5 separate regions of the Mus musculus genome follow, and regions 1, 2, 4 and 5 are each linked to region 3. The links are chromatin loops, found by intact Hi-C in ENCODE. Cell type or tissue: left cerebral cortex. All regions are shown on one strand. Links, peaks and the distances in the headings refer to the core of each region. The heading gives the core; the rest is flanking DNA.

The links. A loop is a pair of places that touch in the nucleus more often than their neighbours do. Peaks named below come from ENCODE experiments on the same cell type or tissue, not always from the same donor. Only the 100,000 strongest peaks of a DNase experiment are listed, where the experiment ranks them.
Region 1: a loop joins it to region 3, with 2.2 times the contacts of the local background. A loop is called at or near these places in 4 of 42 quality-filtered maps.
Region 2: it touches region 3 in a loop (9-fold over the local background); 3 of 42 quality-filtered maps call a loop at or near these places.
Region 4: it touches region 3 in a loop (7-fold over the local background); 7 of 42 quality-filtered maps call a loop at or near these places.
Region 5: it touches region 3 in a loop (4-fold over the local background); 24 of 42 quality-filtered maps call a loop at or near these places.

The regions. Positions count from the first base shown.
Region 1 is chr15:7,002,490-7,008,786 of GRCm38, reverse strand. All of the region lies in intron 1 of Gm30559 (a long non-coding RNA gene), which reads right to left. Among named protein-coding and RNA genes, the nearest start is that of Gm30559, 12 kb to the right of the region's middle. In left cerebral cortex, for the core only: no CTCF peak of the experiment used is centred there; DNase peaks (open chromatin) are centred at 3,444 and 3,765; H3K27ac peaks cover 907 bases.
Region 2 is chr15:6,985,439-6,991,735 of GRCm38, reverse strand. No RefSeq gene overlaps it. Among named protein-coding and RNA genes, the nearest start is that of Gm30559, 4.7 kb to the left of the region's middle. In left cerebral cortex, for the core only: a CTCF peak has its summit at 3,283; DNase peaks (open chromatin) are centred at 2,478 and 3,312; H3K27ac peaks cover 574 bases.
Region 3 is chr15:7,126,906-7,133,202 of GRCm38, reverse strand. It overlaps Lifr (LIF receptor alpha), which reads right to left and starts at 3,631. Exons shown (of 20, transcript NM_001358593.1): 1 at 3,377-3,631. In left cerebral cortex, for the core only: CTCF peaks have their summits at 3,879 and 4,822 (motif pointing left); DNase peaks (open chromatin) are centred at 2,395 and 3,723; H3K4me3 peaks cover 3,356 bases; H3K27ac peaks cover 1,738 bases.
Region 4 is chr15:7,034,494-7,040,790 of GRCm38, reverse strand. It overlaps Gm30663 (a long non-coding RNA gene), which reads right to left. Exons shown (of 4, transcript XR_383813.1): 1 at 6,295-6,297; 2 at 3,205-3,371; 3 at 1,438-1,568. Among named protein-coding and RNA genes, the nearest start is that of Gm30663, 3.2 kb to the right of the region's middle. In left cerebral cortex, for the core only: a CTCF peak has its summit at 1,571 (motif pointing left); DNase peaks (open chromatin) are centred at 3,058 and 5,183; H3K27ac peaks cover 335 bases.
Region 5 is chr15:7,223,578-7,229,874 of GRCm38, reverse strand. The region is part of intron 17 of Egflam (EGF-like, fibronectin type III and laminin G domains); the gene reads left to right. Among named protein-coding and RNA genes, the nearest start is that of Lifr, 97 kb to the right of the region's middle. In left cerebral cortex, for the core only: a CTCF peak has its summit at 3,420 (motif pointing right); a DNase peak (open chromatin) is centred at 3,423.

The sequences.
Region 1 (6,297 bases), core at 825-5,824, 120 kb after region 3:
AATCACAGTATGTATGTTGGTATTAAACCACTGCTGGTCCACTCTCAGCTTTCCAAGTTGAAGAAAGCAAGGTTTTATTTTATAACTCCAACGGAACATCTCCAGAGATACCTTTATTCTCAACATGAAGCTGAAGCAACAACAAATGATTGAATATAGGAACATAGAACTTAAATTAGGTTTTTCAATGACGGATGCTCTGTGACTAGAAGATATCTATAGAGAGTATGGGTATTATGAAAAGATTCCATCTTATCTATGAAGAGATCATAAGACTTTGGGCCAGTTGTGTGTCTGGGCTTTGGTGTCTTTATCTGTAAGATGCAGGTGCTAGCCAGGTTGCTTTATGGAGGCAAAACAGTGAGTTGAATTATTCGTGATAAACTCTCAAGTTCTTCATTGCAAATGATACACAGCAAATGACATCATTGTACATGGAAATTGCACGCAGACATTCTGCCTAGACTTAATTCTCCCTGCTCCTTACTTTAGTTTCTTCTGGCTAACCAACAGAACCAAAATACATACATACATGTCTTTTTGTTTTGTTTTGTTTTTCAAGACAGGGTTTCTCTTTCTCTGTATAGCCCTGGCTGTCCTGGAACTCACTCTGTAGACCAGGCTGGCCTCGAACTCAGAAATCCGCCTGCCTCTGCCTCCCAAGTGCTGGGACTAATGGTGTGCGCCACCACTGCCCGGCCATACAAGTCTTTCTTGTCTTGCTTCCTTATAGCCCTTTTGGCATTTATGGCCTGTTAGGAGGCCACCTCAGGACTCCCTCTGGCTGAAGGGTGTCCATTTCTGTCTGGGATTCAGTAGAGCAGAAATACAACCCTATTTCTTCCAGCTGGGTCTCAGTACCTACCAAATTCCCCAGCCCAAAATATTTCCTTTGATTTAACTGCATTTCTAACTTGACTGAGAGCAATAGAATAGATTGGCAAGGGGTTGAATTAAATCCATGGCCATGATTTACACCCCTCTCCTCTAAACTGACTGCTGAATTAGAGGCTGAAGATGACAAATGTGAGCTCCACATATTGCTAGAGCAAAGTGGAAAGATTGCTCTTTTATTTTCTTTTTCTTCCAAGGTCTACTTTCCAGAGGGAGTATTGCCTTTTTTGTTTTTCCCCAGAAGAAAATGAATAGGTCTTTTGTGTGAGTGGATGGTGCTGACTTGTTATAAAATATTGATTGATTGGTTATTGATTGATTGATTGCAAATTCTCTCCCTAGGCAAATGTATTCTCTCAGGGAGACCTTGAAAATTTTAAATCACTCTGCAGTAATTTAGAGTAAGTGTCTGTCTGGTTTGCTTTGATGATTAGTATAAACCCGGGAGGTGGGGAGGTGGGGAGGTGGGGAGGTGGGGAGGTGGGGAGGTGGGGAGGACTGTCGTTGAGCACCTACCCATGGGTCTGAATAGCTTCCCTTCAAAACATGTTCTCCATTAAGCATTATATGGTGCAAGCAGAGATTGATAAAAACATCCATTAGCTGGTACAAACCATCCAGCATGTGTGAATTAAAGATGTTAGGAAACAAGTAAGCCAGAGGCAATCAGCTTTGGGGCTGTATAGATTTACTACAGCAAGGGCCAGGTATCTGTGTGTAGATGTTCCTTTGACATCTCAAATGTTGACTGCAAATATTTGCTGAAGGAAGCACCTCCCTTTCTGAACTAAATGGACTATTCTAGAATGTTATACAACAGCTTACATGTTATCAGGATTGGTGGCCCCTTGGAAGAAGTCTTATTTTGTTTCTAAGGAGCAGTCTTGGCACTTTCACGAACCATCTCAACTTGTCCAGCCATAAGAGAAGAAAGATCTATTAGAGACAAAAAACTAAGCCACTGTTTGAAAATCAATTAGCATACATTTTTGTTTTTCCTGACATTATTGGGAGCCAATAAAAGAAAGAGTAGTGTGTAGAGAAGACAGACTCAGCTGTTCTGTATCGTGACTTAAGCCACAGGTCTTGAAAACAGTCATATGTATATGTATATGTATGTGTATGTGTATGTGTATGTGTATGTGTATGTGTATGTGTATGTGTATGTGTATGTGTATGTGTATGTGTATACGTATATGTATATGTGTATATATATACATTTACATATATGTATATGTGTATATATATACATTTACATATATGTATATACATATGCGTCTGTGTGTGTGTGTGTGTGTGTGTGTGTGTGTATGAAACTGAGGCAAGGAATGGTGTGTTCAGATCAAGTATTCTTGGTTTTCTCTTCTACTCTGGTCGTCCAGCAATTCCAGTGGAATTCTACCAGAGCAGGCAGTTGACCTCACAGGCCAGCAGCTGGTCATGTCTCAACAAGACTCTGAAAAAAGAACACAGACCCTGAGGCCCTTTGTATTAAGCAAAAATTCAATATTTCCTGTGTGCTTCCTTGCCAAATTTCCTTAACTCTACAAATTCAGATTTCTGTGTTCAAATCCCAGCTCCAGCATGGATGAGCAAGGTTGCCTTTTAGATAATCTAGATGCTCCGGCCATGCCTCTGTTTCCTCATATGTCAAATGAGGACTACACCACCTCCTTACAGGACTATTATAAGTTGCTAAGCCTTGTCCTAAACAAGAATCCATTGTGTAGTGCCTCTATTAACTTTGTAATTTGAAGAAAGAATCCTCACAAAGGTTAAGTAGGAATGCTGCCAAGGCTGAAATCTAAATTTGACTTCTATGCCTTATCTTTTTCCTTGATGACTCCTCCTGAACTCACCTTTCCTGGAAACCAGTCCATTCTTCTTTCTGGACCTAGTTCTGTACTAAATTATCTGGACCAATTCAGAATTTCTGGAGATGTGGCCAAGGAAGCTGCATTTCCATTGGTTCTCTGACTACTCTGTTGCCAGGACCCAACAACTCAGGCAAATCTCTGCAGTAACTGCCATTGGGCTAGCTTTTGCTGCTTGCCCCTCATCCTGGAAGTGCCCCAAATCTATCTTGTTACATGTTTTTGCTATCTTGGCTGTACACCCCTCTTGTGCTATTTCACGACCTGGGAAGACTGTGACAGCTCACAGTGTGGCTCTCATCTTTCCAGTCCTTGTGGAACAATGGTTTATGGAATTCGTGGCCAATTTTGCTTCAGTCTGTCAGGGGAACAGTAGAGGGGTAGGAGAGGCAGAGGGTCGAGAAGCATGTCTCTTCCAGATACGAGATCTAACCCATACAAAGATGCAACATTGTCTCCCCAGGGAATCTCAGGCTGTGCTGGGGTCAGTTCTGCCACATCAGATAACACAAAGCAGAGAAGATGAGCCCAGAAGGACAGAAACCCAAGTGAATGTTTGGGGTAGAGGGTTGTGCACAATGGATTCCTTCTAGAGAGAAGGATGGTATCATTTTCAACTTGCTTTCATTTTATCCAGCTATATAAATATTCACCAACCACCCCCACTTGCATGAGTCTACCAAAAAAACTTTAAACAGATGCTCTTGAGGCTGTTAAGACCAAAGCTTAGTGTGCTACTCCCCGCCCCAGGCAAGCAACTTTTCTGCTTTTCTTATCATTATTTAGTTTTTGACCTAACTTTCTCCTTAAGCTAGCCTTAAATCTCTGATTATGTAAACAGCTGAAGACCATCTAATTCCCTAGTGGGTGTCAAAGATCCATATAAAGGAGATGAGGGAGTGGAAAAGAATAGAAGGAAAAATAAGCATTAATTATTAAACACTTAGAAGGGTTTAGGAATCACATACAACTTGGCACTTCTCTTGCTCAAAGCTCTGTCTCCATTACAGGCCAGGAAAGCAAAGCTTCTCACCATAGCAAATTTGCTTAATTGTGTTTTCTCTTTCCTAATGTGGAAAGGATTTCAAAGCATACTTCTTGTGTGTGGCCTACCTTTGCTCTGCCTGGGAATGCACTATGAACTGATAGAATGTCTTGTTTCAAAGGGGACTCATACCACTTAACAAAAGGCCTTATGCAAACGTTTATAATATGCAAATAAGGTATCCTCGAATGTTTTTATAATAGGACAAAGACACCATTCTCAGCTTTATTTTGCTTACTGGGCTTGGTACAAAGAAGTTCAGGACGTGGGTCACAAACAAGAGCTAGGGTAATACAAATAATGTTTTGATGTGCCCTGCCCTACGTCTGAATTCATTTTGTTTTGCTGCAAGAAAATAGTTGAGGCTAATATTGCTTAATATCTTAAAAGCATCTAAGATGCGTTTTCTTTATGGATAGAGGCTGAAAGTCCAAGATCAGGCAGCGGCATTGGAGGACCTCTGGAGTATAGCACGATTACATGGAAGGTGGGTGGCCATGTCTGAGACAGGTGAGCAGTGGCTATGGAAGAAATCCTGTGGTCAGGGAGGAAGCAGGAGACAAGAGCAGGCTTGCTTTCTTAGATCAAGCTCCTTTGTTGGGAGTTAACCCAGCCCTGTGAGAACAAACTACTCCCATCCAAGGATAGGGACCTATCGTCTAAGCATCCCTTCAATGTCTTACTACCTAAGCATTGTCACAACCAAGCTTCCAGTTCATGAACCTTGAGGGGAAACATTCATATCCTACCAGACCACAGTACCTTCCACCAGAGACTGGGCAAGCCCGGCAGTTTATCATACCTTCCAATCACAGTGAATTGCGGAGCAGGCTAAATGTTACACCGTATTACCACCCATGGATTATGGTGGTAGGTATTGTGGTTTGGGGCTCAGAAATCCAGTCACTGCATCATCTGTTCCATCTTCATGCCACTCAGATGGGCACAGTGCAGGTGAGGGGTGTCCCATAGTCCCACCTAGATGCTAAGAAGCTACCCAAAGCCTGAAGCCAAATACTTCAAGATACTACCTAGTCCAACTTTCTCATTTCATAGATGAGAAAACATGCCCAGTGGTATGGTGCATTGGTGACTAAACAGAAGTAAGGTCCTATGAGCCTTGGTTTAGGAACTACTAGTTTGCTCTGTAATAGTTTCCAAAGAATAGAGAAGACATGCAAGATGGTCTCTGAAGTCTTGATAACCTTCAGAGGGAGACACAGAGGAGATAGAAGGAAATGGGAAGCTACAGCCTTTGGGGGCTGATGTAGGGGTCAGTGACATCTGAGGTGGAACTTAGACATGAGCCAGAACTTGGATCAGTTACTTGGATGACACACAGAAATGGGATTACAACCCATGTGGGAATATAACTTCCTCCACCCCAGTAAGATGGAGATGGTGATGGTGCCTGGTTTTGGATTGTGCAAGGACTGAAGGAGATAATACAGAGATCCTGGCACAGATGAGTTGCTTAATAGATGCTGACTGTTATTAGAACTTGAGTGCAGACATCCAAGGATAGATGACGGGATAGACTGCCAAGAAGTCAGTCCTGAGGGGACCTGTCCTCAAGCCAGGCTTCCTCCCTGGCAGCTCCTTGTTTGCAACCCGGGGCCCTTTGCTGCTTAACTCTTGTCCTCTTCCTGCCCAAGTAAAAGACAGATACAATGGTTTTAGTGCCCAGCTTCAAGCTCAGAACCCTATAGCAGGGTTGTAGGATATGGCTGAAAAGTGAAATTGAAAAAAAAAAAAGGACTTGTATAAAGGATATCGATAAAGAAATGAAAATACAAAAGGAAAGATAACTGTAAGTTTTTCTTCTGTTACCATCATGCTAGATTATGTTGTTTGTTTGTTTTTTAAGCTTTGATTAAGTATTGGGAGTATGATGTACGATCTCCAGTTCGTCATCCTTCCATGAAAGTTTGTAGAGCAGTGAGTGCAGGGCTGGGAGATGGGTTAGTCAGTAAAGAGTTTGCCACACAAATGTGAGTTCAATCCCCAGGATCTGTGTAAAATCCTGGGTTCAGCAATGGGAGTTGGCAATCCTAGTACTGGGGAGCAGAGACTGGTAGATTCCTAGGCCTGGCTGGGCAGCCAGACTAACAGAACGGCCAAAGAGACATTAGCTCACAAAACCAGAGTGGAGCCTATCTGGGGAAAGCAATGAAGGCTGGCTGTGGTGACATGTGCAAAGATGAATGTGTGCTCACACACATACATGCAGAAGAAAGCATACACACAAAAAAGGAAAAGAGAACACCCCTCCCTTTTCTCTTCTCTTACCCAGGACCTTAGAGTCCTTAGGTAACTACACACATTTGGGTTTTCCCTCCTTTATTAAAACTGTTCTACAGCAGCTGGTATAAATGACACTGTAATGACCAACTCTCTTCTCTGATGCTCTCTTGTGATATGATTTGTGGGATGTCCTCGAGTTAACAACAAACAAAAAAATCAAGTCATATTCAGTGTCATACC
Region 2 (6,297 bases), core at 513-5,512, 140 kb after region 3:
AGAACTATTCTTAGTTTACGAGACTTAACGCGGCTTGTCTCCTGCCTCGTGGATAGGGCCAAGAAAAGAGAGAGAGAAAAAAAAAACCCGAAACATTATTTTTCTAATGTGGTAAACAGGTAAGAGCTGGAGGGAGATGGGAAGAAGGTTGGCATGTGGACCACTTGGATGTGCTTTTAGCCCAGCTCCCAGATGTCACAAACCCCTATGTTTTGCGTGTCCAACTTGAAAAACCGTTTCCTGAACTCTTTCCCTATCATGGTCATTGTGCTAGACAATGCACGACTGGCTCAACTGCAAACTCCTCTATGGTGCCTAGGTTTACTTTGATTTTAGGACTTGTTCTTAATTAATAATCAAAAATGACAACAGAAGAGAGGGACCCCCCCCCCACATTTTCCTGAAAGAGAAAACATAAACACAGGTTGGGGGAATGACAATGCAGGCAGTCAGGTTGGGCTAGAAGAGAAAGAGGATTCAGAGGGAAAAGGCAGAGGGGCTGGCTGTAGAAACAGAAGATGTTAAAGGAACCTTGTTAAGGAGGTGACATGTCAAAGGCACTGATGTGACAGCAAGGACAGAGTCTCTGTGCCCCACAGACTTGTCTGTCAGAATGGAGCGCTGGTTGCCAAAGGCTAACAAAGAGACACAATGGATGGAGAAGAACCCAGCTACTTGTCATTTCTCCGTGAGGCTATTTATGTATTGTATTTGGATTACTTCGTCAGGGCAACGCTTCTCAGGGGTCAGCACAGGAAACAGAAACACTCCGGGTATTTCCAGTTGATAGAGATGAGGTGGAAGTTATCAGGGAAGCTGCCAACAGAATGTAGGCTTCAAGGCATAACTGTCTATCGTTATCCAAAGAGCGGGAGGTCCCTGCTGCAATTGTAGCCAGGGGTCTCCGTTGCCGTACCCCATGAACCAGAAACTGAGGCAGCTCTACCCAAACCCACATCTGCTACACTGTACGCCAAGTCGCCACAGCCATGGATGCCTCTGCCTCCCCTGCCTCATACTGCCCCTGGCTCAACTGTATCTGCACATTATAGCTGGGACAAAGCCTGAAGAAGTCACCTTAGGATCCTAAAATCTCCAAAGAGACACCCAATCACATGATGCATTCATTACATGATAACCTGAAGGTGGGCAGACCTTTGGACAAGTTATTTCCCTCTGAGCTGAAGTGGTTCACCCTGGAGACATCAGGAAGAGACAACCCCGTAAGTCTTTCCTGTGTCCCTCCCCAGCGTCAGACTTACCACCCTTATTTGAAACTCACTTTCTCATTAATAGACTAGCAAGTACATCATCCTATATTTTATTATTAAGTGAATCTATGTTGTTCTTCCTCAGACTGCACATTTTATAAACTTACAACAAAAAGCAACCAAACAAAAAAATGGAATAAATAGACATTAGTCACAGTATGGGCCCAGTTATTATATTATTGTCTCAAATTCCTAAGTCCCATGGACTTTGTGAAGGCCTGAACATTGTTTGATGAATGGCCAGTGGGGCCTGGGTGAGCACTTACCACCCTTTCCAGCAGGCAGTAACTCCTTCCAGGGTGCACTCCCCAGTTGCCCTAGGCTGTTCTGTCTATGAGAAACACTGTGAAGTAAATGGATTTAAGCAACAGAAGAGGCATTTCTCACAGAGCTGGAGGCCCAAAATTAGGGAGCCAGCATGACAAAGGGCCTGCTGAGGGTCTCCTTGAAGACTGCAAGTTGTTGTCTGGCTATGTGGAAAGGAGAGACTGGAAGTTTTTTGTGTAGCTTTGAGATGTCTCAAATCCCATTCATAGGGCTTTGCCCTGGGGAGGGAACACTGCCAAAGTCAAGCTCCTCATACATCACAGTGGGGCTAAGGATGCAAACCCAGTAATCTGAAGGGATACGTAAAGTTAGTTAGTCCCTAGTACCAACACACACACAGACACACACATACACACACATAGACACACACATACACACACACACACACACACACACACACAGACAGACAGACAGATACACACAGACAGACACACAGACACAGACACACAGACACAGACACACACACACAGACACACACACACAGAGATACACAATCACACAGACACACACAGAGACCCTTATACACACACATACACAGACACACACAGACATACACATACACACACACAGATACACATGCACACAGACACACACAGAGACCCTTGTACACACACAGACACACACAGAGATCCATACATATACACACAGACACAAACAGACATACATTCACACTTAAAGATATCCGTGGTGCCATTTTTCTATCCTCAGAAGCACGGGCTGGGAAAACAAAGGGAAATAACACCTTGTTCCAAAACAAAAGTGAAGACACAATCAGAGCAGCTGACTTCAAGAACGAGTCTGGTTGCCAGAGGATTGGCTCATCATGGAACATCTGCACACACTTGGCCATTCATTGCCTTGTGCCGTGGCTTGGAGAATGTCACCATAGATTGATGAAGATCAGCGTCCCATGAAAAGATCTGCACTGGCCTGCTGGCGTTTCTCAGATCAGCTAATGACTAAGTTGATATTATGAAACTTTATCAAACTACATCAATGCTGTACACAGTCTGAACATACTCTTCTCCAATCCTTCCTTGAATTGACACAGATCCTTTCCATCGGCCTGGTGTGTGTGAGTCAGTGCGACATTCTTTCACAGGGTGAGGAAAGAAGAGAGAGCACTTGCTTGGGCAGCAGGAGAGGAGGACAGGACTGTTTTCTCCTGGAGAAGGTTAGGGGACAGAAGGCTTTGGTCCCAGGATCTGGTTTTAGGGGAGTGGTACAGGGAGGGCTTCATTGGTATTCTTGGTGCCTTGAAATAATACAGTGGACATCTGCACCTGGAGGCAAAGTCCAGACACATTGATTACTATCTATCCAATCGAGGTAGTTGATATACTAGTGCAGAAGCCTAGTTCCTATTGGAGATGGACTCGGGGAGACAGTCATGCTGAAGGTTCTTGACTTCTAAGAATCAGTAACTCTAGGCCACGGTAAGCTGTCACTCACTTGGGTTTGGTAAGAGGATTTTGTCTTCAAGGAAAAGGCTTGTAGCTTAGTGGAGGAGAAAGCCACATGGTCATGTTAAGAGCAGGCCATGGAGCAGCTCAACCAGGTCCTGGGACTTCCCAGCTAGGCAGCCTGTGTTTCCTGTCTCTTCTTCCCCCAACAGTGCTTCTCATCTGTTCTCTCAGCAAAGGCCCAAGAGAACCACTTGGCGTCCTCTTTCACTTGGTTTCCGCTCAAGTTTTGCACTTCTTTCAGGGCTGTCTGTAGGAGGCATTCATCCCCTTGCCAAAAAAGAAGCATGGCTCCCTGGGAGAAAGTAAGCCCGGTGCCAGGAAAGCTCAACATGGAGAGAGGACCCTTCTTTGAGAACTTTCTCCCATGGCAACCCAATGGTGATGAGCCTGTATTTCTGCTCCCAGCTAATTCCTCTGGCACTGCTGGCTGACATAGCATTGCCCTGAATTATTTATCAGTTCCAGCAGAGAAACAAAAGCAAGAGTCTGTCTCCCCCAGAACTTACTGTGCTACTCTTTAACCCCTGGGAAATCTGAGGATTTTGCCATGAGCCACCTGAACTCTCCAAGTCACTTTAGGTAGGGACAGGAAAGTGTCCCCCCAACTTCTACTTGAAGACTGCTGGAATTCTGCTGAGTGCCTGTCTCAGTCTCCTTGTTTCTTCATCTTTTTTTTTAAATCTTAGAATTTCTTTATTATTATTATTATTATTTTATTATATTTTCTTTATTTAGAGTTCAAATGTAATCCCCTTTCCTGGTTTCCCTCCCTCCCGGAAACACCCTATCACATCCTTCCTTCTTCTTCTATGAGGGTGCTCCTCCACCCACCTACCCACCCACTTCTACCTCCCCTCCCTCAATTCCCCTACACTGGGGCATCTATTGAGCCTTCATAGGACCAAAGACCTCTCCTTCCATTGATGCATGACAAGGCCATCCTCTGCTACCTATGCAGCTGGAGCCATGTGTACTCCTTTGTTGATGGCTTAGTCCCTGGCAGTTCTTGGGGGGTCTGATTGTTTGATATTGTTGTTTTTTCTACGGGGTTGCAAACCCCTTCAACTCCTTCAGTCTCTCCTCTAACTCCTCTTATTAGGGACTCCACGCTCAGTCCAATGGTTGGCTGCAAACATCCACCTCTGTATTTGTAAGGCTCTGGCAGGGTCTCTCAGGAGACAGTCATATCAGGCTCCTTTCAGCATGCACTTCTTGGCATCCACCATAGTGTCTGGGTTTGGTAACTGTATATGGGATGAATCCCCAGGTGGGGCAGTCTCTGGATGGCCTTTTAGTCTTTGCTCTACACTTTATCTCCATATTTGCTCCTGTGAGTATTTTGTTCTCCTTCTAAGAAGGATCAAAGCACCCACACTTTGGTCTGTTCCTTCATCTTATTCTTTGCTCTTCTCTCACTGTTTGATAGAAAGACAGGCAGAGCTCCAGTTGGATAACCTTCATAATTGGCAGGTACCAGAAAACTGGTTTTCACTCAGCCTCCACTGCACCTCGGCTGACAAGCTCCGTACATCTGGTCCCAGGCAGCCTGGATTCACATAGGAACATACATGGAACTGTCATTGTCTTCTCACTGTCACTGAGTTTAAGCCACTATAAACCTCATGCCCTTGACTTTCAATCCAAGATCTTCAGATCTTACTTCTCCAGTGAAGTAAAACTTATCAGCTAGGACAGTGGTTCTCAACCTTCTTAATATTGCAACCCTTTTATACAGTTCCGCATGATGCAGTGGCCCCCAAGCACATTATTTCATTGCTAGTCCGTAACTGTAATTTTGCTACTGTTATGAATTGTAATGTAAATATCTGCTTTTCATGACATCCAATTTGGACCCCTCCCTAGCCCAAAGGGATCACACCGCACAGGTTGAGAACTACTGAGCTAGAAGTTCCACTTTCTTCTCTGTTTTAGAACATTTATTATCTCCCATTAACTTCCTCCTTCCCCTTGCCCAACTGGAAGGAACCTTTCTCTTAAGGAACTGATATCACTATCTCTGTATCCTGGATCCCCTCCGCCAAACACCCTACTCCTTCATAAATATTTTATTAGTACCTTTATCATTGCTGTGATGAAGCATCATACAGAAGTCACTTTGGGAAGGAAAGGGTTATTCTGGATCACAGTTTGAAGTGACGTAGTTCATCACTGCAAGGGAAAACTTAGGAGCTAAAGTGGAGTGATTGATCACATTGTGCCCACAGGAAGCAGAGGTGAGCAAGGTTGGTCACACTGTGTCCACAGGAAGCAGAGGTGAGCAAGGTTGATCACACTGTGCCCACAGGAAGCAGAGGTGAAAGATGGTGATTAAGCTGTTTCCCCTTTGCTATTCAGTGTATGAATCAGCACATAGGAGGGGGTTGCCCATATTTGGGGGGAGGGATTCCCGACCTCATTTGACCTGATCTAGAAACTCCCTCATAGACAGGCCCAGAGTTTTGTCTCCTAGCTGATTCTGGAGCCTATCATCAGGTTGACAGTATCACATCACATCAGCTGTCTTCCATAGGTGGTACAGTATACTAAGCAGGGAACTAGTGGCCTGGGAATAAATCCCACCTACCACTCCTTTGAACCTGGGGCTGCCCACAGCAGTTAGGAGATATTGGAAACCTCTGTCAATCAGAGCTATAACAGTTCCCCAACAATGCTACTAATATATATATATATATATTACCATTGTTTGGTTTAGGGACCCTGGGACAAGGGACTGAGGTGCATATTTTATATATCAAAGCAGACCTCAACTCTGGATTCTCTAGCATCCCTCAGTCCCTACCTGGCATACTCTGCCCCCAGCTTTGAACTTTCTAGTTCAGGGGCTGGGCTGCCTTTTCCCCAGAGACTCCTCCCTATATAATCCAGACATTTTGGGCTCTTCCCTTCCCTTCCCTTCCCTTCCCTTCCCTTCCCTTCCCTCCCCTCCCCTCCCCTCCCCTCCCCTCCCCTCCCCTCCCCTCCCCTTCCCTCCCCTCCCCTCCCCTTCCCTCCCCTCCTCTCCTCTTTCCCCTCCCCTGCCCTCCCCTTCCCTTCTCCTCTTTTCTCTTTCTGTGAATGCCTGTGCTCTTTCTTTATTCCCCCTCCCTCTCCCTATGGAGACTCCCCTGGTCTCAATCCTTGGGACCCATGAACTCACCCAAAAGGCAACTTCCCAGTAAACCTGCCTTTAATATAATTTAATCTGACTTGAATTGGCTCATGTCACCAGTGGA
Region 3 (6,297 bases), core at 906-5,905:
TTAAGGTTTTTCTTTATTTGCTCATCTACTCAACAAATAATGCAGGACGGAGGTGCAGCCTTGGCTGTGCGTGCCACAGGAAACAGCAAGCCCTGTCCCTGAACTCCTGGAGCCAGCATGGAGGAATTCTTCCACCCTCTTCTCCATGCGCAGCACCCCAATCCAAGCACATGCCCGCAGCCTGCCCCTCTCCCCAGTAGTAGCATAGCACCGTGGTGGCCCTATGGCGCCGCCTGGATGTTGATTCGTGCAGTGCCCTCTACCTGAGCTACACTTCCCCTTTCTCCAGAATCATACACTGCTCAGCTCCTACCAATCTACCCTAGGGAGGCTTCTCGGGCCACAGGCAGCAGTCTTCAGGGCGACCCTATCCACCTCAGCCACGCCCCTCTCTACCTCAGCCACGCCCCTCTCAGCCACGCCCCTCTGCCAGGGCAGGGTAGGTTCGTTTCCCTGGTCCTTAACCGGATACCATCTTTCTTCACTGCTCTCTCACGTTTTTAATCCATCTCCACAATTCAGATGGAAACTCATGACAGCCAGTCTGTTTGTCCCGTATAAGCTGGATCTCAGTTTCCCGAAAATTGCCTGGAATATTAACAGAAGACTGATAAACACCTATTTATGAAGAACAAATATGGACCAGTGTTAACAACACTTTTGTATTGACACCACAATGTTAGGTCCCAAAGAAAACAAAGACCATATTCTAAATGCTAAGAGTGGATTGGATTTTAATTAGATTTTTAAAGGTTCCTCACAGCTTATAGAAGGAGGAGGAAGAGGAGGGGATTGGAAGGGGAGAAGCGAGAAGACGAAGAAGAGGAAGAGCCTCCACATAGGATCACATAAGGCTACATAATGCATTGTGCTCAAATGCTAGCATTAGCGAGGCCTAACCTCTACAATTTATTCTGCTTCCAAAATCACTCTTAAGAGATGCCAAGGACAAATACTTTCTCTAACAATGAAGGTGTAAAAGCAATTTATTCACATTAAAGTAGAAGCCAGTGGTGATCAACCACAGAAACACAGACTTTATCCTAATGAGAAGCAAATTTTCTGGAACACACACACAAAAAAAAAAAAAAAAAAAACTCCCCTGCCTTCAATTTAATAATAGGTATAAGCCTTCACTGCATATTCAAAAACATTTAAACTCTTAGGATTTTTTTTTTAAAGACAGGATCTCATAATATAGCCCTGGCTTGGAACTCAGTACGGAGCCTAGGCTGGCATAGAACTCACAGACATCCACCTGCCCCTGCCTCAGGAGTCATGGGATTAAAGGCTCCACACAGGGCCTGGTGGATTATTCTTGTAAGTGCACAGTTTTACTTTGTTTTGTCATTAGGAGGATGACTTTAGGTCCTGGCCATCATAGCTCTCATTTCACAGCAAAGATGCCACAAATCCCCATGGGTCACTTTGGAGTCATTAAATCAGAGAATGTGCACTGGGCAGAGCTGCCTCCACTTCCTGCAATGTGAGGACGCAACTTTGGGGCCCTGGGAATAACTGAAACCCACTTAAAAGCCTCAAAAAGAAAAGTGCTTTACAACAACCTCACAGCAAGATATCAGAAGACTATACCTGTGAAGAAAGAGAACCTTAAGTAAAATATGGCTTATCCTTAAAGGAGTTCTCAGATGTTGTGTCAGAGGGAGAGGGAGGTGGCTCCCTCGGGGGATGGAGGGATGGGGGTGGGAAGAACACTGGAGACTGTCTGGACTTAGGACTTCATGGGGAGGCAAAGAGCTGGTACAGAACAGGGCATGCGACTATCCCAGCCAGCAGAAAGACAAAAAAGAGCAAAATGCTACCAAGCATTGGGCTACATTCGGAGAGAGAAAAGAGCCAGAAAGCTGGTGCTTACTGATGCTAAGGGAGTGGTAGGAGAGAGATGTGCCCTTTACTCTGAACTACGTAACCAGTGGATTTTCTCTAATGTGAAGAGGTGCCCCACAAATTAATATGGTAACGTCTTCACACCATCACTACACTATTCCTAACACAGTCCCCCCAAAAATGAGTCTTCCGTAGCAAAAGTTTTTAAAACTCAGGAAATAATTCATTTGGTTTTAAAAGCACAGTCCTCGGTCCTCATTCCCCAGAGGAGACTCCAAGTCTCCACTCACTGGAGCAGAGCAGCCTGTGATCTCACCTCTCACAAGGCAAACACACCTCAGCTCAACTCTGGCCTGAGAGCAAACAGCAGCTCCGGCCTCCTTGACAATACGCCTCCTATTGAAACTGAGCTTAAGGTTCCTCATGGATGCCTCCAAATGAACACAGTTTCCACCTGGTTGGAAGAAGGAAAGTCAGGGAGAGAAAGAAAAGAGCACAGTCCAGTGTTTTTTAAAAGCACAGGCTATGCTGAGATTTGCTTCCCTCTGCCAGTCTCACCCGAGGAGCCTCTGCTCCTAGTGGAGTATGACTTCAGATCTGTGTCAAGATAATCCTGCAAGGGGAGGGGACGGCATCAGTTGCAATAAACAAATGCTTTAGTTTTTCACTGGGGGCGGTGCTTTAAATATAACGTGGGCACCGCTTTTGAACTCCTGACTAACGTAAAGTCAGGTCAACTCTAAGCAAATATTATTTGCTGGGTTAAATATGCAAGGGAAGGCATTGGATGGCAAAGTTTAAACTGAAAGTTCTGCTGAAAAACCCACTTTAAAGAAACAAAGTAAACGCAAAGAATGCATGTAACTGTCAGTCAGTAACAGCGCACGTGTCCTTTCAGTATCTGACTGCATTAAACACAGCTACAGAAAGGGACCCAAAGATAACCCTAGTGTAAACGAAAGATTCGTGTGTCTTGGCAGCTGAAGTGGGGGCTAGAATCACATAACTCAAGCTCCTGTGTAAGTTCACAACACTTGCTGTGCAGTTTTCTGTGCGTCTGGGTCCACGATCTCAGCTTTGTGCTTTAGACAACACATCCGGAAAGCCATCCATTAGGAAGCCTAACTTTGCTTGCCTACACTTTAACTTGGGAGTTTAATAAGTTTAGCGCCTTCGGACACAAGCACCTAGAACTACAGACAGGTCAGTCAAATGCACCATCAAAACAGAAAGGACGAGGAACTACTTTTCTGAAGCGCTGAGGTTTAGGGGCAGGAAACCATCTGGCAGGTCGCAGCTCCGAATGGGGAATTAAAGGTCCTGCCCATCCCCCTGGTAACCTCTGGCCTTGGAACTCAGTGCCCTTCGCGCCGCACAAGTTTCCCGCGGTGTAGCCCGCGTGGGCGCGGGCTGCAGGGTTGACCCCTCGGCTGGCACGGACGGCGTGAGCCCGAGTGGCGTTGCCCCAGAGCCGGGGACGCGCCCCCCGCACGCGCTCCGGGCTGCCGCGCCGCGCCCCCGCACTCACCAGCCGCTCCCGCGCCGCTATCTTGCCATCCCAGTCGGCCGCCGCCCCGGGGCAGCCCGGACCCTGCAGCACAGGACTGCAGTCCTGAAGGAGCAGTCCGGTGGTAGCAGCCGCCGTCCTGGCGCCCCTGTCCCCTTGCAGGCCGGCTCTAGCGGCCACCGACGACCGGCCGCCGCTGCCTTCTCCCAACCCCGCGAGCCACCGCAGCGCCAGGCGACGATAACGGCCGCGGCCACTGCCGAGACGCTCCGGCGCAGACTGCGCGCCCGGAGGCGGCGCCTGCGAGGAGCTCGGCGGGGGGCGCAGCACCCAGGCCCCGCCCAGGCCCCGCCCCGCGCGCCCCCGCAGCCTTCTCCGCCGTCCCTGCCGCGCGCACGGGGACGCGGGCCCGCGGGCCCGCGAGGCCGCGCGTGAGTCGGAGCCTCTGGGTCGCGCGCGGGCCCGGCGCCCAGGGAGGTGCCTCTGCCGAGACTCCGGTCGCGCGGCCAGCCTTGCAAGGTCACCGAGCGGCGGGCGAGAGCGCAGCGGCCCTGCGGGTGCAAAGCCTCCGGAAAGGCCAGCGGAGCCCAGGCGGCCCTGCGGGAAGCAGCGCGGCTCCCAAACCGCTGTCATTGCACTTTGCAAGCCGTGCGCGGAGGAGGAAACTCGTGTCGCCCCGAAAAGGCACACGGACGCCAATTACTGCGGGTTTTTTTTTTTTTCCTTTCTTTCTTTCTGATTTTGTGCATTACCTAAACTGCCCCCAAGCCGGGGCGCTGCCACTCAGTTCCCCTACTTTCTTGGTGAGGGGACCTCTCAGCTCCTGAGGGCCTGCGGGGGCAACTGAGAACATCCTGGAGCCATCTAGTCGTGCCTCTGAGGCGTGTTGGGCTTATTTGTGCAGAGAAGAAACGGATCCCTTAATGGGGTGAGATTTTTCCTCCGTGCATTGTTCCCATTTCCGCAGTTTCACTTGGCCTCGGTGTTCCTTCCAGAGTAATGCACCAAATGAAATTGGTAGGAGTGTTTTATGGCGCAGAGTCGTGGTTTGAAGATGTTTACGCTCTGTGCCGGACGCGTTTGATGGTGTTCTCTTTAGCACAATTAATTTTGCAAAGTTCAGAAATGTGCCAGACGGAGCCACTGGCACGCAGTCACATGGCTGTGCAGACACACCTTCCATAGGGAGCCGCTTGTTTGTTTTCAGATGTGATTTATCTGGTGCGCCAGGGCCAAGGAGTTTGTGAGGGACCTTTGACTGAAATTCTAGACTTTAGAATCTACAGCAATTTGCAAATCGGCAGGATGAAGCTTATTTTCTAAAATAAATATCCCCCGTTAATAATGTAACTCCAAAATGGGCAACAAGACACCTGAAAATATACTGCATGAAAAAATAAATTCTTAATAACATCTTTCAAAATAAAGTCACTAAGAGTATCCTAGTGACCAACTCCACTAAAGTGCATATTTTGAACATGAAGTGCCTCCTGCTGTCCATGACTGTTTCTGGACTGTGCTGAACCCGCCCCCATTTAAGTTGGACCATATTGCTTTTCCTTTATCCCCATTCTTTCCCACAACTTGAGAGACTTGGTATTCATATTGCAGTATTCTGTCTTTTCTATTAGACACAGCACCTATGGCTCACAGAGCTTTTAGGAGCTAACAAAAGTATTTTCATTTGTTTTCAGGTCAGAAGAAAAAAATAGATTCAAGTGTTTTAATGTAGAATAATATTGCTATCTTTGTACCTAAGGTAAACAAAATAAGAATGTTTAATGTTTAATAACTAAAGAGACTCATACATATCTAGAGTTCATGAAAAGCATGGCACAGCCTCGTTGTCCAGGACCTAGCATCCTTTTGCATGGAAAAAAATAGATAAGTAAACCTCAGACAAGACAACCACATGATTTTCACCTTGCATAGAACGCTGGCCCCTGTGGCCTTGCTCTCTTGATATGAATTTACTATTTAATCCTTATAACACACCTGTGAACTGAGTTCTGTTCCCACATGTAGGAACAGATACAAATTTCGTGGGGCCTGAAGTTTGTGCAGTTTGGGTGGCCCTCTTAAAAGAGCAAACAAAACAAAACAAATGAGAATATCCAACACGGTCCAGAACCACTCAGCACCTGGGGGAACAAAGAGGCCGGGCAGCCAGAAAGAGGCCTCTGTCTCAGCCATAGTGGCTAAGTTACCTTACCTTACAAATTGTACAAAGCACACATGGTCGTATAAACATACTGCCTAGGTTTTCTCGTATAGGGACGGAGAAAAGCTATCTGGAAGTTTGCCATCACAGAAAAACCCGCTTTGTATGTACCCATTCCACAGGCAAGAGTTTGGGAAATTCGTCACAAGTTGTTTGTTGAAATCTGTAACACTTTCATGATTCTGTGGAATGGCTAGAAGAATTGCAGTATGCACACTTCTCTAGGAGAAAGAATGGTTTCATATTTACATAAGATAGATACCATTTGTTATAAAGAAACCACTTTTAAAAATAGCAGTAACCATGTTGGATGGGACCAGTCCATAACTCATGTGAAGGCATTTGCTAGGACTCTGCCATCAGTGATGCCAGAGGCAAGTCAATTCTTTTTATCTCTGTGTTAAAAAAAAAAAAAAAAAAAGTAAATTAACCAGGAGTCACAGCTCAATTGCAAGTGCCATGGATGGACCCTATTTTTGTCTCCTTTTTCTGGATCCAGTGTGTTTTTAAATATCACTCTATATAATATCTATGGATTGCATTTTCATGAGATGCTATAATGTTTGTTTGCTATTTAAATGGCATATTAGGAAGAGCCTGACACATCTTCATAAACGTCTGACAGACAAATAAGGACATCGAGATAATAAATCACATAATTAGAGGTAGAAGGGTCAGTTATTTGGCAAGCTGATATGGAATAGATACAAGGCAGTGAGAT
Region 4 (6,297 bases), core at 500-5,499, 92 kb after region 3:
TGTGCAGAGCAGTGTATGTCAGCTAAAGGCTACTCTCCAGTCTGTGAATGTGCTGAGTGGGACTGCTTTATCGAATCGACCTGGATGTGCACAGCCAGCTCTGGTTTGGTTTTTAGTTCTAGTGAACGAGAAAATGGTTGGCTGGAAGATACAGTAAGAAAGCCAAGGCTACATCCTCAAGTGCCACCCTCTGTAGCAGATAGAGCCCACAGAGCTCTAGTTGGCACAAACTGCCCAACCATGAAGCAGAATTTGGCAGTTTGGTGTAGGAAAGTTTCTACAATAGTTAAAGTAATTAACTTCAGGAGGTAGCTCTGCGTGCAGAGAGGGGTTGCTACGGTCTCCGAGAAGCGGCTTCTGTATTAGCTCCTTTCAGCCTTCGGGTCTATTCTAGTGGCCTCCCCTTCCAAGCGAGGGTGCAGAACGGAGCTGAAGGATGCATCTCCTATGGGTGGAAGCTGGATTATTGAGGATCCAGGCTGAGCTGGAGGAAAGAAAAGAGCTGAACTTGGAAGTGGTGGTACAAGGAAGAGGCCTTGCTTCAGTGGCTGTCTGGAGCAATTGATTATGTGTCTACAGATACCCTGCCGATTTGTAAGGCAAACATTGCAAATACTATTCATTATGAGTCAAACAAAGGTTACACTTGCTCACATGGGGTGCATTTGGATGTAGGAGGTGGGAAAAATAATAAAACACTCTAGCTTCAAGGAAGAGAAGGAGGCTACTGAAGGGCTTTAAGAGAAGTGAAACAAAGAGATTTGCATTGTGAAATGAACTCATTCTTGCTTGCTTGAGTGGAGCTTAATTGGAACCACATTGGGCATGAAAGCAAATAGGATAGGCTGGGCAAAAGAGGCAGGTGGGCCTGACCAAAGGAAGAATGGAGCTGACTAGGGGACAAAATTGAGAAGGCTTGGCGATGACTTCGACGTGGATGAGATAGGCCTAGGCCCTGGGTTTCTAGCATGGCTCCCTGGCTGTGTAAGATGCATTAGTACATCAGGAACCCGCAAAGGCCCAGGCTCACGATGAAAGTAAGGGAAAGACCTTCAGATCTCCAGGGAGAGGGATCAAGTCCGTAACTGCAGAGGTGGTGGTTGTTCCTGACACAAACGAGTCTAAGCACAGCCTAAAACCTTGTGTGGTAGGGCAGATAGCCTGAAGGAGAGTTGGGAGGTCTGAGAAAGATGGTATCTGTGACTCCTGGTTCCTCTCCACAGAGACCAGAGTAGCTTTCTATTATGAGCCCTTGAGTTAGGCTGACCAAGAGTTTCTAACACTGAATAAACAGAGTTTGAAGAAACCAATTAACAATGAATTAGAAGGGGGCCCAAGAGACAGCTCAAGAGCCCTTGGCCAAAGGAAGTTCCAAGGTCCAATCTTTGTCCTTCATACCCAAATTTGGGTTACGCGCAGCATATCAACTCTACTGACCTTCACTTAGATCTGGTTTCCTGGGAATCAAGAAAAGCACACAGTGTCCTTGTGCGTGTACATAGTGCTGTGTTTGCCTTGGCCCAAGGCTCTCCCACGCAGCAGAACCGTCCAGGAGGAACTCCTGCCACCTTGAGGACAGAAGCAGATCCAGAGGCCTTGGTTCACCCCCTAAACTTGTACCAATCAGCATCATCAAGTGCAATAAGTTTTCTAGGAGGTTAAAAAAAAAGCTTTAAGGGTAGCGATAGATTCCCTAAGTCTGGAAAACCAATGGCTCGCCGTCTCCCATAAAATCCCACTGGTGTTGCAACCAGGAAAGAATGATGGATGGCTGGACCATGGCTCTGTCTGATTTGTTTAAAAAAAATGTCAGAAGATAACTATTCTTCTACCAGGAGATAAAGTTTGATGAGGCAAGGATCTAAGAATAGAGACTCACTATATCTTCCTTTTGTTTTGAGAGACAGGGTCCCATCAGCCCAGGCTGGCCTCGTACTCATTATGTAGTCAAGGCTTTAAACTCAATTCCTCTTGACTCCACTTCCTGAATGCTGGGGCCACAGGCATGGACCACAACCCCTGGGTTTATGCAGTGATGCTGGGAGTTCAATGCAGAATTTTGTGTGTGCTAGGCAAGACTCTACCAGATAAACTGCATGGCCCATCTTCCCGATTCTCCGTTTTTAGAGATCTGGCCACTTGCATGAAGCCTCTATTTTCATCTGTTTGAGTGATTAGAGGCACAGACCCTGCTTCTCTGGCAAGACCTGTAGATGCCTGTTTTGTTTCTGACTACATGGGTCTTGCCTACTTGCTTCCTAATATCAGCTCAGCAATACTAAAAGGTTTATTTTACACACACACACACACACACACACACACACACACACAAATATTCTCTAACGAACCAACTTCTGTCAATGTTAACAAGACACGGAAATGCCACTTATTGGGCCCCCTAAATCTCTAACACATAAAGGTCAAAACTCAATTCTTGTGGATTTTTCTAAGGCTTAAAAATGAGCTCTGTACTTCTGGTCAGCTAAGAGAATTGAGCTGCCAGGGAGAATGAAGCTTGACCTTTCAATGGCTATTTCTGATCTGATCTAGTACAAGAATGTGGTGGGTACATTTCCCCTCAGTAGCTATGAAGTAATTACACATTCAAGACAATTCCAGGGAAAACTGAGGCAAAACAAAGAAAGAACACTTCGCTTATTCTTTGCTCTGTCCTTAAATACTGGCCACACTGGGTTAGTTTCCTTTTGGCTCCCTGTGTTTGTTTCTGCCTTACCTTGCCCAGAACTCTGAGACATAGTTTGTACAGCAAAGGCCTTCTTGATGGGTGCTAGTAAGAGGTGAGAGGGTGGCAAAGAGAGATGCCAGGATATTTTTGACTTGCATCTTAGGTGGACTGAGATGCTCAGTTCTACCCATAGTCATATTCAAAGCAGAAACCTCCTTCCCATATGGCAGCCTTTGCTGTTTACAGCAACTCTTGTTTTTTTTTTTTTCTTGTCCCCTCGAGCCCAGAAAATGATAATGACCATTCGCTGTCACAAGGTGTGACTCATCGAGTCCCATGATGACTCACTCGCTATCTCTTCCAACGCTATACCTGCACAGACAGTTCCTTTTAAAATAACGCTTGGTTACTATGGGGAATGTGCTGTTTTCTGTCTGGATCTGAGTCAGAAATACTATCAATAAGACTTCTGTCAAAACGACATCTGCATTTCTTTGCACATTCACACATTTCCTTACATGGTAACTTGTGCACAGCAACAGTGCCTTTCTGGAGAGATGTGTCTTTGCGGTGCATTGCTTGCCTCCAAGGAGAGTGTCAGATCATGAGTTGGCTCCATCAGTCAATAAACACCCTTTTACTGTGTGAATCCAGACATCAGAAATACTTGCAGCTCCATTTGGACCTTTGTGTTGAAGTCAAAGCTTTTACTCTTGTTTCAAAAGAGCTTAAAAGAAATTATAACTCTTTCAATATATTTCACTCAATAGTAAATGCAAATTAAGGAAAAACCCTATTAACCTATGTATATTTGAACAATAAAGACTTTTAAATTATTCCATATTTTCTCACATAAGAGAAAGGACTAATGAAGAATCAGATGGAATATGCTGCATTTCTTTTTTAAATAAGGAACTAAAAATTAGTGATTTGGGTTCTCATGAGCTTAGCACCATATGCTACGGCACAAACTTTTGACTTCTTATTAGATGAGAAACTCTGCAGCTTCTTTGCTGTATGCAACAATAAAGGGACCACTTGGCTCTGGGATTGTGTTTCAGCCTTAGTCAGTGACTTTGTTTCATAGTGTTTACTGGGCATCTTAGAGGTAGGTAAGAGTGAGGGCCAAAGTGTCTTTACTGATCATTTTCCTGTTGGTCCACAAAGTTAAGGAGTGGACTTACTGATTCTGTAGAATGAAGAGCAGTGCATTTGTCTACCATTTATAGCGAACCCTCTTGTTTCATGATGGCATGCAAGATCACCTCCATTCCTACTCTGCACATGAAAAAGTTGCAGCCCAGAAAGATGAAGATGATAATAGAGCATGTTACTCAGGTGTTGGGTTAAGAGCTGCATTTTCCTAAACACTCATCTCTCGGTCTGTTTGTCTATGCCATTTACTTCACAGACTAGCTACACGATTCTGAGCAGTGTTCTCTATCCCTCCGGGCTTTAATTGTCTCACTTATGAAACAAAGGGGCAACGTAGAAAGCTTAGAGATGAATGTCAGCGTCATCTAAACGAACACATCCCCCTGTCATAGGCTGCATCAGGTTTCAAAAGCTACTTGCCTAGTAGATGCAGAAATAATCTTGATGTTAGGATATACTTGGTTGCAATGGTGATAGGAGGGCTTGAGAATCAGGTTTGGGGTTAGTGAGCTAAGAATGACTCTCAGAATCCCCTTGTTGGTGAGTACACTGAGATGCTCTAAGACTCTTAGGCTAAGTGAGTGTGTTCAGTGCAAAGAGTGATGAGTTTAAAGACCAACAGACCCTAGAACAACTCTGGCTTTCCCATCATGACTTGGACAATATTATAATCTCTCTGAATCTTGGTTTCTTCAGCTGTAAAGTCAGCTATCAAATTTAAAAATGTCTTAGATGATACTTTGCACATAGCGAATAACCAATTAAATTTTTGTCTGTTCTCTCCCCCAAAGGTAGAAGTAAGTTTTTTGTTTGTTTGTTTTTGTTTTTTAAAGAATGGGGGGAAATGTGTAGACAAAAGAAAGCTGAAATGAGGATAAGAAAGCAAGATAGGGATGGAGAATAGAAAAATCTTCATAGGAAGGGGAGGTGGGAAGGGGAGATAAACAAACTAGAATTCTAGACGTCAGTGGAGGTTGATAACAGGGACTGATAAAAGAAATCTGATACATTAGCAAGATAAATGCTTCAGCCATAGACAGGGAGCAGGCCCTTCTCACAAAGGTTATTGAGAGAAGCATGCCTTTACCAGTGTCTTTTAATGGAATGTTCTTTCTAAATTTATGGAAAATGCCCTTTGGTAAGCCACTGTGGCAGACTCAAGTCCTTATTTAGATAGAAATATTTAATTAAAACAATGCCTCTTACTGTCAAACTCTGTAGCAGATTGAAGCCTTTCTCCTAATAGGTACAGAATGGTAGGCCTGGGGCATACACCTCTGAGTCACAGGCAGGCTGGGAGGGATGGGATGTAAAAAGTGGTACAGGAAGATAGAGTTGACCCAATCCCAACAGGATTGTGTTCCCAAAAGAAAATGCCTGGGAAGTTAGCCAGGAGCAGGGAGACACATCAAACAAGAAGACTCAGAACACATGCCATCCCACAGCTATGCAGTAATTACAGAGATGAGAAAACAGAGGTCCTCCTATCTGTTCAGGAATTAACTTAGGACTGAGAAGTTATGCTGCTGCTGACTAACTTGGAAGCTGTAAAATAACTCTGGATGTCAAGGGATTACACTTCAAGTGACACAGGAAGAAAAAAAGGCATAATGCCTTCCTTCTGGTTTCAATAAGGTAGAAGTAACTCTACCTGGGATTGCATCTGCTTGATGCTTAAAGTGGCTCTTCATCCACCTCCAAGTCTTCATTTTGTAATGAAATCGCTAAAGTCCCAAGGATTAGGCCACTGTTCTAAAATCATCAAGTAGATAATGACAGGGCGAGCTTCAGTCTCCTGTTGCAATTTGGTATTTTTGTTCCTTATTCTATGTTGCCTTGACCTCTGTTTCAGAGCAAATTTTGGCCTACATGTCTTCTGAGGCTACTGCATATTGAGAAATGTAGAACCAATCTTTTTATAGACTCAAACCCAGACCATAATGCTACCCCTCTGAATCATTATGAGGTTCTGTGACCCAAATGATAACATTGCAGAAAGGAACTATCATTTCTACAATGCACCCAGACATCTACACCAAGAACATGCTTTGTATAGCCAAAAGCCAAGATCAAGGGCTAGTTTAGCATGCATATATTTCTTCTGCATTCTAATGGTTTCTGGAACCATTCTGGAAGTATTAGATAGACATTCCCTGTCTTCTTCAGTTTTCAAAACATGAACACTCAGAGTGGAGTCATGTCATCCTATTGATAAGTCTGACACATAAACAGAGGAGCATGAGAAAGAAAAAAGAGAAAGAAAATGAGAGAAAGGGGGTAACAGAGAATAAAGAACAAGCCCACGTGATGGCTAAACAAATAGACATCCTAACAAAGCTGTCTTTTCCTGGACCACACCCTACACTGGGACTCTGAAAGCCAGCCTTTATTAATTCAGAAGCTCTGAAGCTGTTTTGAGTCTCTTTCCACTGTTTCTAGGGCCCAAGTCTTACCAA
Region 5 (6,297 bases), core at 554-5,553, 97 kb before region 3:
GTGGAATCAGTGAGCTCGGGGCTCAATAAGAGATCCTGTGCCAAAAGATAGATAGATAGGTATATAGATGATGGAGAGTGACTGAGGAAGACACCTGAATGTTATCAACCTCTGTCTTACACACAAATAGAGACATGTGTGCATATATCAGCATGAACTCTTAGATATGTATGTCCATGTGTGCACATAAGCACATACATACACTGAAGAATGAAACTTGAATTTGGGGCTCGTCCTTTAGTTTTGGCCTTAAATCTGATGGATTGAAATAGACTCGCCAAGCTTGCTTCTGGCGCTGACCGTCTAAATATAAGCTCTGGTCTTATGCAAACAGTTAGCTTTGGGGAATTAATGAAAGAAGGAAGGAGCATGTTATGATCTTGTTAGCCCTGTGTTCTGTTGCAGAACTTAGTCTGGATTAGATATAAAGTGTTCACATAGTGGCTCTGGGACTCTAGGCTCATGTCCAGTGCATAACAGATCTCACTAGAATGGCAAGACTTAGGCAAGAGCTAAGGGAGTGGGCCATGGCACAGAGCACATCTCTCTTTTCTGGAACATCAGGCTAGAAGCTGATAAACCATCGGTCACCCTACATGTTGCCCTAGTATTCCCTGCCAGCTCTGAAATGAAAATACTATTTAGGAAAAGGAAACTTTGCCAAGACCAGGAAGGCTCTGCAGGAAGGTGTATGAGAGGTTTCACCTACATCCCGTATCTCCTCTCCTGTGGCAATGACTTGGGAGGGCTAAAGGGGCTCTGTGACAGTTTCTTCAGGTTTCAGTGGGCACGTAACTGTGGATGGTAACCTACATGCTGCTAGGATGTTGGGCATCTTTTTCCATTGGAAGGGTTGGGGGGAAAGGCAAGGGAAATCGACAGTGACCATATTCCTTAGAGCGGGAAAACACTGAGACACTATAAGCTGGGCAGATTCAAAGGTAGAAAGAGCAAGAATGCTTCGGAAGCCCTCTGCGGTTGCCAGGGAATCCTGCCTCATTCAACAAAGGGGTTCTTCTACATTTAGCAGCTGGAGCTTCTCCTACTTCATCATAAAACTATGCTTCAAAGCAGCAATATGCTCTGAACATGCGACACAGAAGATTTAACTAGTTTTGGCTTTTTGTTTTGTTTTGCCAGGATTTTGTGTGTGTGTGTGTGTGTGTGTGTGTGTGTGTGTGTGTGTGTTCTTGCCTATGATATTTTTCCTTTGACCTAGTGTCTTAGTCAGGGTTTCTATTCCTGCACAAACATCATGACCAAGAAGCAAGTTTGGGAGGAAAGGGTTTATTTGGCTTACACTTCCATACTGCTGTTCATCACCAAAGGAAGTCAGGACTGGAACTCAAGCAGGTCAGGAAGCAGGAGCTGATGCAGAGGCCATGGAGGGATGTTCTTTACTGGCTTGCTTCCCCTGGCTTGCTCAGCCTGCTCTCTTATAAAACCAAGACTACCAGCCCAGAGATGGTCCCACCCACAAGGGGCCTTTCCCCCTTGATCACTAATTGAGAAAATGCCTTACAGCTGGATCTCATGGAGGCATTTCCTCAACTGAAGCTCCTTTCTCTGTGATAACTCCAGCTGTGTCAAGTTGACACAAAACTAGCCAGTACAACCTAGTCTTCCTGTGTAGCTGTGGCTGTTCTGGTATTCACTCTGTAGTCCACGGTGACCTTGAATTAGTGACACTCCTCTTGCCTCAGCTTCCCAAGTGAGGCAAGCATTACATGTAGGTCCTCTGTGTTGTTGTTGTTTTTGTTGTTGTTGTTGTTGTTTTAAGCAAAGGGGCAGACTACTGAGTCAAGACCCAGAACCAAACCTCACTGAAGCCACTCCAAGAACACTTCCATCAGGAGGAAGGTGATTTTTCTCCATCATTACTCTGATGCCTCAGGGCTTTAGTGAGGACATCTGACACTTCTCCTTACCATTTGATAGAACGCACACATACATGCATGCACATTCGTGCACGTGCCCATTCATGCAAACACACATACACACACGCACACCCTACAATTTCTCCATAGCATTTGCAGCTGCACAGAATCAAGTCTTGAAACATCAACCTCAGACTCCACGAAGCTAGGGGGAGCTAGGAGCCCTCAGCTCCACCCATCACTTCCATTGCTTCAGGAGTCCACAAAACCATAAGTCTAGGCTTCCCTGGTCTTCTTGCCTCTGATGTGAATACTCCCGGTTTTAGAAATCTTTCCTCACCAAACGGCAGTGCCTCTTGCAATATACTACTACAGCCCCACCTCATCTCAAGAAGGATGTCAGAGGCTAACCTCCACACCATTTCCATCATGGGACCTCTCCTTCCTCCCTTCTCCCTCTCATCACACTTTCTCACCCACCTAGGCTCTCAGCCCCGCCATCAGCCTGTGTCTAAATAAGTTGCCAAGAGCATAGAGCTGAGCCTTTCAATGAGTCTGGAAAGGGTTTCAAGGTCTCTTAATGACTGATTTGTGCATGGCATTCTCCCTTCACAGCCTCCTCCACACTTACAAACACATGTGTGTGCACGAGACCGGAGCTGGGGTCTGCGGTCAAATAAATGTGGATAAATATGAATTAAACAATTAAAGCTGTTATTGCAATATACAGTTCTCACCTCAAAGGAATGAGAAATTATATATTTACATATAGTCATTATTGCTATATGTAATATTATGTATAGTTTAATAGTTTATTCTGGAGCTAAGAGTGACATTACCCAGAAGCACAGGTTCAGGTTGCCCAAAATACCCTGTTCCAGTGTACTAATAGTTTCTTGAGTTACTTATAGTTATAGGGGAAAAAGATAAATCAAAGCATTATTAAAATGTATTGGTGGGAGTATCAGCTAGGTGGGTTACAGGAAAGCAGGAATATTCATGTTATAGTTTTCAGACGCTCTCCGATGATATTTTTGGCTTCTTGCTTGGTGGAACCTAATGTTCTGTTAATGCCTCACAAGGTTTCATGTGCGAGTCACTAAAACTTTAGGTCAGGTACAGAGGGGGACAACGGGTGACAATTAATAAAGATAGGCCAAGCCAAGATTCTGGCTTTACAACATTTCAGCTCTCCACATTCAGAAGTTCTGACATGTCGGTCAGCCTTGTACAATCTTTTACATGGGCAAAGTTTTTTTTTGTTGTTGTTTTGTTTTGGTTTTTTTGGGGGGTACATTTGGTTTTTTTGTTGTTATCGTTTTATGGAGAACTTCAGTTCATACAGCTCACTCTTCCACAAGAATTCTAAAAGCCTTTGCTGTATTTGGAGTGCTTCGTGGGTGAGCACAAGGTACAGCTGTTTTTCCTGGGGTTCACCCATCCTCATAAGCAAACAAGTCACCCAAGAAAACAGCTTGTTAGCTGTGATGGCCGCCCTTCTGAAGAACAGCTGGGACACAGGTGTTGCAGAGTCAGGCTGGCCACTAGATGGAGACATTTCTCCATGGCAGGTGGACTGTTTGCCGCAACCCGAAGCCTGAGCCTAGGGCATAACATTCCTGAGCAAGGCTGGGTCTTCAAAGGTCCTTCTTCCCCGAGCAGTCCTGATCTAACACTCATTCAGCACTTGGGATGCTTTGTGCTGAACTTAGCAGATTTGTATATTGCTGTAGCTGATTTGGGTGATTACAAAATACTTTTTGTTTCATTGTATAGGAAAATAGCTTCAGTAGATATAAACCCAGTTTAAAAAGACTATTCATAAAAACGTTACTAAAATATGTAAGTCATGCATACTGCTGGGGATTTGTTTTCTTAGAATGGTACATCATTAAACACTGGAAAAATGGGTATGTTTGTGTTACATTGGTCTTTAGTTGCAGGGCTAGTTGGATGGACAAAGATTGTGTGTGTGTGTGTGTGTGTGTGTGTGTGTGTGTGTGTGTGTAAAACCTGCGAAGTCAGGTTATATAGACCTTATCCAAAATGACTTGACTTTTTTAAAGTTTGGGATATTTACATATACATAAAGAGATACCCTGAGGATGGGACCCAAATCTAAGTATGAGGTTTATTTGTGTTTCCAATATATACTATTTCTACAGAACCTGGAAGCAATTTTCTGCAGCATTTTTAGTGTGCCCACCTTTTGACTGATCCCTCACCATGATCTCAAGTGTGGAATTTTCCAGATGTCAGCACTTAAAAAGATTCAGTTTAGATTTAGGTATTGGATGTGCTCAGCCATTACACTAAAGAATTATGAACCAAGTAAACTGCCCTTGAAAGGTACATCTGCCCTGAGAGCTAACCATCCGATGAACCTGGTCGTTCCCTGGCCCTGAGGTGTACCCAGAAGCAGTGCTGCATACCAGCCTCGTGGGCGTTGAGACTGTGAGTCCCTAGAACCCTCATGGTCTTCTCTGAGTGTGTTGAGAGACCCGACCTTCCAACTCTTTATCAAAAACATCAAATCTCTCTCTCACATGACAGGTTCTCTTGGGTCGGGGTGTATGGGACTTGCACTCTTCATTGGCAGTTTTTGCACCACCCAACATCACATGCTGTCGTGTACAGATGCGAGTGAATGGCGAGGCATTTTCATTAATACATGAGTCAGGCCATGGCAGCGAAAGAATGAACACAGGAAAGGCTTGGTCTGAAGGTTAGGTTAAAGTGTAAACATGTTTACAATAAAACCTAAACCATGCAGGTTGGGAAATGAGCTCAGTAGTCTCTTCTGGAACTGGTGTTTTTTTTAATGGAACAGCTCTTTTGCCTGTGTGCCTTCATGCATTGACTAACTTGAGGGCATTGTCGTGGTACTTAATGGTGTGGTTTCTGAAGACTGCCTTACCCTTAGTTAATTACAAAAAAGCTTGGTTTTTCAAAATCCAAGAGAGAAGGTGTGGCTGGTTGGTATATTGTTGCTTGATTGCATGCAGCCTGAAGAACACTCAATAGCCAGCAGGTAGCAAGCCATTTTTCAAGATGTAGTAGAAAGGAGAGCTGGAAGTAGTGTCTCGGGAGTAAGGATAAGTCTCTAGTTCTCTGCCACCCTCAAGTGCAATAAACTTAAGGGTGAACAACATCAATTATTCCCTGAAGAAATGGCCAGGGCTTCTTGCCACAGCCTGTCCTCCATTCTGTGGTGGATCTTCACAAGGCTTCATGAAGCAGGAAAACCTGGCTCCCAACGATCTCCTCTCTAAAGTACCATGTCTGTGAGTGCTGACTCTCCTTTTCTCTTTCATGCTGGCACCTGGCAGAGTGTGGGAACCACTGCCTCAATAGTAAGTACAGTAAGGCCTGGAAGATTGAACCGCTCGAGCTCCTGCCAGAGCCTCCAGCTTTGGCCAGGCCCTGAGCCCAGTGCAGCCAACTGCAGGCAGAAGGGAAATGGGGTAAGCGGGAGTGGGAATCAGACACACCAACCAAGGTACCACGGATCTGCCTCCCAGCATGGGTACCCAAGCTGGCAAGTACTGAGGTAGGGTGTTAGCAGGCAGGCAGCTAGACTAGAATCCACTCGTGTAGACAGATGCCTCCTGGGGAGGGGGGGGGGACGTCTGTTTGCAGAGCAGACTTGTGACAAACGCAGCGTGATCATTTCAAGAAGTCCAAAAGAGAATGATGTCTGTTGGCGACAGTCCCACAGACAGGGCCAACAACAGCAGCGATGGGTCCTGGCTGTACCTCTCACTCTGGAGTGAGAGGGCCCACTGGGGCCTTCTTGGTTATGTTTAGCCGAGGTCAGTCTCCTATGCCAGTCAGCTTGGGCATCTTCCACTTGCTTCCTTATCAGCCCACAGTTCCTGAAATAAGGGGCTGGCCCCTCAACCAAGAGCTCCCGCCCCCTCCTCTTTTTCCTCTCCACCCCTTCCTCTTCCTCCACCCCCCCACTCCCACCCCAACAGTGTTGCTCTGAGTCCTGGGAGCGCATCCCTCTGGTCCTTGCTTCTCCTTTGCTTTCCCAGTCCACAGTGTCTCTGCTTTCCTGGCCCATGGCTGTCTACCCACTAACCTTTCTCTCTCATTCTCTTTGTATGTTTAAAAGTCAAATTGAAACTCTCCCACTGCTCACAATCAAGTGATAGGTTTCCCTCCCTGGGTGTGGAGTCCTTAGACAACTTCTTCTTTGTATCAACAACGTGTGTTCTTGGAGTTATAATTGTCTCATAAGCCAGTTATTCCCTCATTTTACATACTATTTCTTCAGTGTGAGATCTACTCTGCCTTGGCTTCTTTAAGCTGTTATTTCTGTATTTTTCCAAAGAGGAAAGCAGGGGGGTTGTGTGATTATTTCTCTAGCAGAAATCCCCCTCCACACACCCTAACGTGTGACACTACACACGCCTGC